2 separate regions of the Homo sapiens genome follow, and region 2 is linked to region 1. A link is an interaction called in ENCODE POLR2A ChIA-PET data of the cell type or tissue named here. Cell type or tissue: PC-9. All regions are shown on one strand.

The links. Peaks named below come from ENCODE experiments on the same cell type or tissue, not always from the same donor. Only the 100,000 strongest peaks of a DNase experiment are listed, where the experiment ranks them.
Region 2: POLR2A ChIA-PET joins it to region 1 with 6 read pairs; 3 of 35 experiments call an interaction of 5 or more read pairs at or near these places.

The regions. Positions count from the first base shown.
Region 1 is chr1:151,985,948-151,990,947 of GRCh38, reverse strand. S100A10 (S100 calcium binding protein A10) reads left to right here. Exons shown (of 3, transcript NM_002966.3): 2 at 4,697-4,849. The coding sequence starts at 4,718. Among named protein-coding and RNA genes, the nearest start is that of S100A10, 5.4 kb to the left of the region's middle. In PC-9, a CTCF peak has its summit at 629; DNase peaks (open chromatin) are centred at 677, 1,247, 1,637 and 2,317; H3K4me3 peaks cover 2,958 bases; H3K27ac peaks cover 5,000 bases.
Region 2 is chr1:151,308,608-151,313,607 of GRCh38, reverse strand. PI4KB (phosphatidylinositol 4-kinase beta) reads left to right here. Exons shown (of 12, transcript NM_001369623.2): 3 at 3,353-3,397. Among named protein-coding and RNA genes, the nearest start is that of PI4KB, 16 kb to the left of the region's middle. RefSeq lists an enhancer at 1,761-2,055. In PC-9, no CTCF peak of the experiment used is centred here; a DNase peak (open chromatin) is centred at 1,907; H3K27ac peaks cover 1,279 bases.

The sequences.
Region 1 (5,000 bases):
GAGGACTCCTGCTTGTCTGCTACTCGCAGGACAACCAAAATACATCATTATCAATTTCTTAACAATTCATCGAGCAGGCTCTATGAGGGCTGGGGCACTGGCTATTGGGACCCTGCTCAAAAAACCTGCAACCTAGTGAGGAAAGAAACAGAAACACAAATAACTAGAATTCAGGCCAAATGCTTTAATAGTATTCCATTAGCTGGTGAACTCCTCAAAGGCAAGCACCATGGAGAGCTTTGTGTGTGTGTGCATGTGTGTATGTGTGTGTGAACACCCTCATGCCTAACACCATGTCTGGGACATTCAAAGTAGGTGCTCAGGGAGGGAGAACCAAAAATGGAAAATTGAATTCCTCCTAAGGTAACTAAATTTGTGGAGTCCAGAATTGTTTTCCATAGAGAAAACTATGCAGAGAAAGATGTCTCCGCCTCCCTTCTTAAGACCTGTTGCTCAGACAAACATGTAGAGGGCATGTATAGGCATCAGATTAGAATACTTCAATAAAAGGTGAGTGGACAGCAAGGCTGTTATTATCCTGTGGAGCTCAGCAGTGAGATAGCAGCACTAGAAAAGCAAAAAGTAGAAGATGGGATGAATGAAACACGAGAAAATAGCAAGTGTTAGAAGAGAAGGAGCACAGTCATGTCATTCTGACTAGACCTGTTTAGCAGGACACATATTTTTCCTTTTGCGTATGGAATGTGCACTCCTGTGTACTCTATCTACTGTTCCGTTCATAGTTGAACACTTTTGGGGCCCCTTTCCTGGCCCTTCCCAGCTCTCACATCGTCCTCCTGAGCTCTGAGCTACAAGGCTTTCAGCCTAGTCCTGGGTAATCACACCTGCACCTCAGCTACTGCCCAAGGGATTGTGTGGTTCATTTATGCACATAACAGTTATATAGTGCTCCATGAATAAAAGCAGAATAATTTGTAGTTCTTAATCAAGAGAAGCTTAAATCTCAGGCAGACAAGTAAACAATTAAATGAAATTGAATGTTTCAGGTGCAAGAGTACGTTATTGGGGATAGAGAGGACACTGCAGCCCCTCAGCCCCAGCCCCAAGGCCCTCCTGTCAAAATGTGTCTAACCAGGATGCAGGAAGCCCACATCTGTCCAGGAATAGAGCTTGCAGAGTGGCTACGTGAGGGTGGAAATGCCAGATTGAAGTCCCTGAAGAACTTCAGTTTTGGCAGCTAGCAGTGCTGCAGACAGCCCTGCCCAGGCAAGCCCCACCCAAGAACGGAGGGCCAGGCAGGGCTGACTCAGTTGGGCAACCATTGGCTGCACTCAGACAAGAGTTACATGATTCATCCTCTAGCCAAGAGAACAGAGTTTTAATCACAACATTTCCCCCTTTCCTTTGTCTTATTTTAAAGCCAGTGTGCAACTCCTTCCCCAAAACAGAGTTCCTTGCTGTGGCCCTGGTCAGTGCCCTTTGGGGTACTGGTTGCTGAGGAGACAAGGGCTTCTCCACTGATTTTCAATGCTATTTTCACCTCCTGGCTACTCCCTCCTCTGCATCCTTATTGCAGAAGGCCTACTGGACACACAGGGAGTCAGCTGGCTGCAATATTCACAATCCATCCACTGAATAAAACCGCTGGGGGAGGAGGGGAGGGGAAGACCAAGTGGGAGAAGGATGTAACTTCAGAGAAGGAAGCTCCGTCACTTCGTAATGGCTGTGGGCAAGAGAGGCATGCGACTGAGTGACTTCAGACCTAAGCACTCACACAGTGTGAGGTAGACTCACCTTGCTCTCCTGAAGAAGATACTCAAGGGTGGCCAGGATTTCCTCAGCTGACAACTTGTATTTCTTAGAACCTCCTAAAATTAGCCTTTTTAAAATTTAGAGGTCCTTACCCTGCTGCATTCCCTTTCTTAATTCTGCACTTTCCTTCTGTCCTGTCATCTGAAAAAAGTAAACTAGGTACCCCACCCAGTTCCAATTTCTGGGATCTTTGGGAATTGATCCTGAAGTGCTCTGCTGCTCTGAACTTGAGCACAGGTATTTTTAAACCTCTGTGGTGTCTGACTCCTTTCCTGAGTTATTTAAGAACTGGGGTGGGATCCCACGTCCTTCTCCCAGAGGTGACTCGCCCAGTTCAGTTCTCTTAAATTGCTGGACTTGGAGTACCAGTCCAGGCAAGGCAGACTCTCTGTAAGCCCACTGCCATCTGAAACCCATATGAGGGATGGGGGATGAGCCAGATCTGAGCTGTGTCAGAAGAGAAGGAAAAGGGTGTGGTTCCCCTGGAATTCATCTCACAGCAGACCTTGAAGCATTAATTTGCAGCTCTCTCCAAGATAACTAACTGCCTTTCAGATGACTCATGCCAGATTCTGATTTATAGCATTCTTTGGCCTGCTGGTTCCCATACTTTTCTGGAGATTAAGGGGTAGAATTTACAATTCTTAAGTGTTAATTGCTCAATCCTCATGTTTACCCACTCCACCTTCTCCTCTGTAAAAGATAGCATTTGAGAATCAGTGTTGAACAGGCATCTCTCAGAGATAGGAACCAGACCAAAGCATGTCTCAGGTTCCCATTAGAGCTCTTCAGCAGAGGAATTTGCCAGCCCTTCAATCTAAGCTCAAAGCCTATTCTTGTGATTATTTATTTTTATTTTTTAGTGCTATATTACAGTCTCCATTCACGTTCACCTGTTTCCTATCCAGTAGTGATTTTAGGTGATATTAGCCAAAGCTTATCTGTTCTCGCCAAATGATTCCTTCCAATTAAGCCAAAATTCACTGAGGTTCTATTAAGTACCACGTACTGGGTCTTGTGAGACATATACCCCTAGTTCATTATACCCAAATGTAATGATCTGACATGTTTCCTTTCCTTTCTTATAAACGCTTCATGATGAAAGCTCTTGCTTTCCCACTGTACCCCAGACTGTGAGAGCAGCTCATCTGTCTAATGTCACTAAAAACATAGGAGGCCCTCAAATGAGTTAGGTTATAGTATTACTTGTTGCTTCTCAAGTGAACTAGACAATGGACTTTGAGTAGTTTTCTGTTTGGGTAGAGCAACTGTATTTTACTGCCAGAGATGCAACTGTCTTTATTGCAGTAAATAACAAGTTCAGAGCTTTAGTAAAGAATACATATAGGCCGGGCATAGTGGCTCACGCCTGTAATCCCAGCACTTTGGGAGGCCGAGGTGGGCGGATCACGAGGTCAGGAGATCGAGACCACGGTGAAACCCCATCTCTACTAAAAATACAAAAAAATTAGTCGGGCGCGGTGGCGGGCACCTGTAGTCCCAGCTACTCGGGAGGCTGAGGCAGGAGAATGCCGTGAATCCAGGAAGCGGAGCTTGCAGCGAGCCGAGATGGCGCCACTGCACTCCAGCCTGGGCAACAGAGCAAGACTCCGTCTCAAAAAAAAAAAAAAAAAAAGAATACATATATACCCAGCAGATAAATTCATTTGTAAGCAGATTTCTAAACCCTAGAATCACACTGAACCAAGTTACCACTTTAAGCTTAGAAGGGTGAAGTTTTCGTATTTACCAGACTTGACTGTGTGGATTGTTAGTATCAGCCATATCTAAGAATCCCATTTACTAGTGCCAAGAGAAATTATGAACTATCTGTTCTTTCAGTAGGTGCTTTGTCAGTTAAAAAGAGGAACACTGGGCCGGGCGCAGTGGCCTGTAATCCCAGCACTTTGGGAGGCCGAGGTGGGCGGATCACCTGAAGTCAGGAGTTTGAGACCAGCCTGCTCAACATGGCAAAACTCCGCCTCTACTAAAAATACAAAAAATTAGCCGGACATGGTGGCGGACGCCTGTAATCCCAGCTACCTGGGAGGCGGAGGTTGCAGTGAGCCAAGATCACAACACTGCACTCCAGCCTGGGCAACAAGAGCAAAGCTCCGTCTCAAAAAAAAAAAAAAAAAAAAAAAAAAGAGGAACACTGATGTTGCTTTTCTAAATTATTAGTTTCTATTCTTCATTAGATTATTCATGCAAATTAGCTGGAGTTAGCTAAACCCCTTTATTTACAGCACCAGTATCTGAGGTGTCTATTTCTACCAACAAGGGACCCAAACTGGGGTGGACTGGTTCTTAGATTCATTCACTGAATTTTAAAGCTGGAGAAGATCAGATGGATGATCTAATCTCCATCTTTCCAATTATCCTAAAAAGGCTGGCAATACATATGGCTTAAAAGTTAATGTAAATCTACAAAGATGAACCTGGAGGACGTTACGCTTAGTGAAATAAGCCAAGCACAGAAAGACAATTACCAGATGATCTCACTCATGTGGAATCTTAAACACTGAATTTCATAGAACTAAAGAATAGAATGGGCTGGGGTGATTGCATTTGAGTGATGTTGAGGAGCTATTGGTCAAAAGATTGAAAATTTCAGTTAGGAGGAATAAGTTTAAGAGATCTACTGTACAACAACGTGACTATAGTTAATTACAATGTATTGTATTCTTGACAAATAGTTAAGAGTGGCTAAGTGTTCTCACCACAGAAGTGCTAACTATGGGAGGTAATGCATATGTTAATTAGCTAGATTCAGTCATCCCACAATGTATATATACCTGAAAACATCATGTTGTACACATTAAATACATACAATTTTATCTTTCAATTTAAAAAAAATAAATTCATGCATAAAGTCTGCCAAAAAAAGTTAATGTAGACCCTGTTACTTTACATCCTTTAATAGGCTTCAACGGACCACACCAAAATGCCATCTCAAATGGAACACGCCATGGAAACCATGATGTTTACATTTCACAAATTCGCTGGGGATAAAGGCTACTTAACAAAGGAGGACCTGAGAGTACTCATGGAAAAGGAGTTCCCTGGATTTTTGGAAGTAAGTGTTGAAAAGCTTACAAAGAACCAGACATAAAAGTCAATGCTTCTAGGCCTTGGTTCCTTTTCCTTCTTGTTTCCATCCCTTCCCTGTGGAGGTCACCACTAGTGAATAAATGAATGTAGTCACCTGAAGGAATGAATGAATGACC
Region 2 (5,000 bases), 680 kb after region 1:
AAGGGTTGGATAGCTGTCTCATCTTGGAGTCAAACCTGTAGCAGAGGGTGAGCAGCTGGAAGTGAATTCCTTGGTGCCTCTTGTCAGGCTTGGCTTTTCTCTTTATCCATTTTGTAGTGCTCATCTTAGGACCAGAAAAGCTGAGGCCTCAGGGCTTTTCTTACTCTGCTGATCCTTGGTCCCTCTTTCCTTACATCTAACTCCCACTCCAGGATAAGATTATGGATGGCACTGAGAGGCAGGTATTAGGTGAATACTTACATCATTTAGGGTGGGTTCTGTAGCTGCCGTTCTTCCAACCTGACTCCTTATCTTGGGTCACTAGATCCAGGAGAGGAAGGAGATACTATGTTCCCAGGCACTCCTGCGTTATCTGATACTGACAGAATGAAATACCTGAATTCATTATGGCTCCACAGAAAATGGGAGAGCAAGAAAGAGACAGAAACATGAATATCACTAGGTTTCTAAGCATTAGAGTCGTCAGCACAGGGGTCTCTCCCAGCCCTTTTCCTTCCATCCGTCCTTCCTTCCTTCCTTCCTTCCTTCCTTCCGCCCACCCGTCTGTCTGTCCGTCCGCCCTTTTTCTTGCAACAGGGTCTTGCTCTGTTGCCCAGGCTGGCGTGCAGTGGCACAGTCATAGCTCACTGTAGCCTTTAACTCCTGGGCTCAAGCAATCCTCCCATCTTAGCCTCCCAAGTACCTGGGGCTACAGCTATGTACCACCACACCTGGCTAATTTTTAAAAAATTTTTTTGTAAAGATGAGGTCGTGCTCTATTGCCCAAGCTAGTCTCAAACTCCTGGCTTCAAGTCATCCTCTCGCCTCAGCCTCCCAAGTCACTGGGATTACAGGCATGAGTGACTAGACCCAGCCCCTTTGGCATTTTGAGGATGCGTCTGTCAAGGCTTTTGTCCCCTAAATACCAAAGGAATTGGTTTTCCTTTTACTCATCCTTCTTCCCTTTCATGTAACATTCATTCACTCAACATGTAGTTATTGACTTTGTACAATGTCCAAAGCCGTGAGCTGTGCTGTGGAGGACGGGGGATAAAATGTTATCCTTCCCTCTAGGAACATGTGAAGTAATAATGAAAACCCCAGTATCTATGGAACTGTTTAGTTTGTGACTCTCTTGAAAAAGTTGTTTTCTGCCATAAGCAGGAAGTATACAGCTTACTAAAATGAGGCACATAATTATCTAAGACCTAAGCAGAGATACTCTAGGAGAATCTCTAGGTAGACCCTAACACTCTGCTCCCAGTCTCTTGCTTTTCTTTTAGGTTCTGAGTTTAATACTATGCTCCTACCACCAGTAGAGGGGCTCCCAAGGATGAGGTCGGGCCTCAAAGAAGAGGCTCAGGGGCAGCATGTACAGTTCTCTTCCTGCCCATGGTCTCCCTGCAGAGTTGTTCTCTGCTCAGCTCTCACAGTGTTCTCTTTCTTACTATGAGGAATCCTTTACACTCTCTCCCACAGTCAGAAGGCTTTGTGCTGATTTTTCACATTTTCCACCACTGCTCCTCAAAGCCTGCCGCTTCAAAGCCATTTTATCAGCCTAGTCGGGGAACTCTGCCCAGGCAGTTTGTCCTCCCATTTGTAACCAAATGGCAAATATTTTGGTATAGAATGGGGGAGCTAAAAGGAGAGAGTGATTTAGGTATCACACCCTCCCCGATATGATGACACTGTTAGTAGATTAGCTTTGTCTTTTCAGGACTGCAACCTTTGTACAGAGAAATCTGCCGCATGTCACACTGGAAGCCCCAGTAGGCCTTCTAGCTTGATATGGTGTGATGTCAGCTTCTTGCTTCATCTTTACTCCCCGGAGCTGACTCAGTGTGAGTGACTCAAGCCCAGGGAGTAGGAGAGGAGCAGGTCATGATATACCTCCCTTCCCCCAGGGCTGTCAATGAGTCAGACAGGACCTGTCTGTGACAGAATCAGCTGGAGCGTTGCTCAGGGAGCCAATATCTTGCCTGCTGTTCCTTCTCCAACCAGCTCATAGGTAGAAATAGAACCACTAATTCATAATAGACTCTGACATCCTCACTGCCTTAATTCTCCCACCACCTTCTACCCAAAATGGAAGAGTTGTTGCCTTAGGGGCATGTTTCCAAATGTGGCTTCTCCCTCAAAGTGCTCCAGTCCCCAGATTCTTCAAGGAAGGACCTGACTATAGGACCTCCAGCTAGAATAGAACTGAAACCATGGAATTGAGTTCAAGTGGATGCTTGAATCTACTCAGCAGATTTCAGAGTAGAAACTCACCACTGCCCTCCTGCCCTGGGAGCTCTTAGGACTTTGTCTTTTAAGTCTAACCTCCCCCACCCCGACCTCAACGTCCCCCACAACCTAGATTTGTGCACACGTGCTGCTCTGTTCCCTGCCCTGGTAGACCATGTTGGACAGAACCCAGGATGAGCCCTGTGCATGAGTGTTGCCTCAGAGCTGCTGAGTGAGAGTTTGACACCATCTCTTTCCCCTGTTTTTGCACACGGACACATATGACACAGCAATGGGGTGATGTTTAGATAAATCCTCTGGGCTGGGACTAGGACAGCTGCTATCCAGCTAGTCAGCTTTCTAGATGGATATAGCTAACTCCCCAACTTATATCAAAAATTGTAGTATATTGATTGTCATGTGGATAGCCTGATAGGAAGCCTAAGGAGGTTTGGTAGATAGGAGATTGATTTATCCTTCACTCCCATCAGCATCCAGCCCAGAGATTTTGGGCTTATTGGTCTAGGATGCTCTTTGTCACAGAGGTTCAAGGTTGGGATTCAGCTTCCCAGGGTGATAATGAGGCTAATTAGAGAAGAGGTATACCTGCCACTGAAAGTTTAGCTTTTCTTCCTCCCTGAGGTTTCCAAAAAGCTGGAGGAACATGGGGTTTCCAGTATGGGAGCCATGCAGCTTATTAAGTTCAGTCCTGTGGTGGTCCCCATGGAGAAGGATTTGGTTGAGAGCATGTGAGTGGGTAAAAAAAAAGAGCAGGGAAGCTTGGCAGTGCAGTTACTGCCCTAGGGACCCAGCTTTAGAGCTTTGGCCTAGAAGGAAGATCCATTCAGTTGAGAATAGAAGTGAATAAAGTGAAAAGCAGAGGCTGCTTTGTCTCTTCAGTCCTTCTGACCTTAAAGTCTGAGCTGCCCTTCCAGCATCTCCTACAAGTGGTCAAGCATCTGGGCAAGTAGCATTTCTGAGTTGACTTTCTTTTATTAAAGCAGAAAGGTAGAACTTCACTAGAGAAGCAGTTACGATCCAAGTTGGAGCTAAATTCTTTACCTTTGTCTCTCTCCCCTCCCTTCCCACCCCCTCCTTCTCCCTTTGCCCTCTGGCCCTTTCCCAGGAGCTCTCCTCCAGCACCGAGAGTATTGATAATTCATTCAGTTCCGTAAGTGGGGCCAGGCTGGGACGGGGTGGCAGGCTCCCCCAGTGGCCGCATTTCCTCTCCGTCCCCAGGTCTTCTGAGCCCCCAGGCCAAGGCTGGAGTTAAAATGCCCCTTTTCTTACTGGGAGATCAGCTCCTCCCTCCCAGACCTCCCAGATCTGCTGGAGTTCCCCTGACCTTTGCGGTGGAAATCCTGAGCCCAGGCTGAGATGAGCTCAGCTGATCCTTCTCTCAGAGACAGCTGGAGTACAGTGCTGCTCAGCCCCCAGCTCCTGAGTGTCTGGAGCAAACAGCTGGGAGAGAGGTAGAATTCACTCCTGGATTAGAGCCAAAAACTGCCTGGCAGAAACCCCCAGGATCCTGTTTCTCCCACCCAGAACCCTTTCCCCATGGCTTCTGCCGTCAGATTATCAAATATTTATTCATAATCTTCTAAATGCTAGGCCCTGTGCTGGTGAGCTGACTCCAAAAACAAATAGGACTTGGCCTGAAGGAAAGTTTTGCCTCTCCACAACTGGTTTTCTTTTTTAACTTCAACCACATTTTTTCCAGGTCTGAGTTCTTCCCTTTTCCCAGCTCACTGCCCAGGATGTTCCTTAATCCCCTCTCCTTTCTTGTTCCCTCTGGACTAACCCCTGACCCTTTGGTCCCACAGGGTCTTGGACCTTGTTGCTGGGCAAAGACGTGAGAGGAAATGCAGGACCTCTGGGAGTTTGGCTGATTTTTTTTATATTTTCTATTTGATTTGTCTATCAAATCAGTTTTCTCTGTTCTGTGCTAATCCCCTTTCAGTCATGATTCCTATCTCCTCTCATGTGGCAGAGCCTCTCTCTTGAGGCCTGGGGTCACATTTCTAACATGCTCACGTAACTTAGGGGCCCCTAACCCAAATGCTGATTTGAGAATGGGAAGGAATTCTGCCTTTTCTAATCTGAGATGATTATGAATTGGGTGGGGTAGAGGGTCCTTGGGACAGAGATCAGTTGCCATCTGAGTGGATTCAGATGAAGGAAGAAGTGAGTCTTCAAATTTCCTCTTATTTTCTTTCTCTATTAGACCCCCAGGATATTTCCAGGGACCTTAGAAACCCAATTCCATTGTTTTCCTTTTCTTTATCTCTTTTCAACAATGTCACTTAAAGCATTCCTGAAGGATTCAGACACCCTCTTTCAGTCCCTATGTGGCACTCTGAACCATCTCCCAAGAGGCAGAGGCTGGAATGAGCTTTTCCTTTGAATCCTGGCACTGTTGCACATGTAGAGGTAGGCCTGATACTCCCCAGTTTTCAAAAGAAGCTCTTTTAGAGTTCGAGGGAGCAAGGATAGAAATTCTCTCAATCCAGAAACTAAGCAAGACACACGGAAAGGGAGAGAAAGGCTTGGTGAGTCAAATGCTGTTTCTACAAAGGAGGGGAGATGGGATGGGGAGTTGGGTGGCTGTCTTGATAAAATGCCCCTTACGGTAGAAGGGCTTAGACTGGGAAGAGAGCCTTTCTTCGTGTCTAGCTGAGTCCCTCTTTTTCCCCACCTGCACCTTAATTCCAAGACCAACTTTGCTCTTTCTGAGGATGACTGAATTGCCCAGCACAAGGAGCCAAACTCACAGC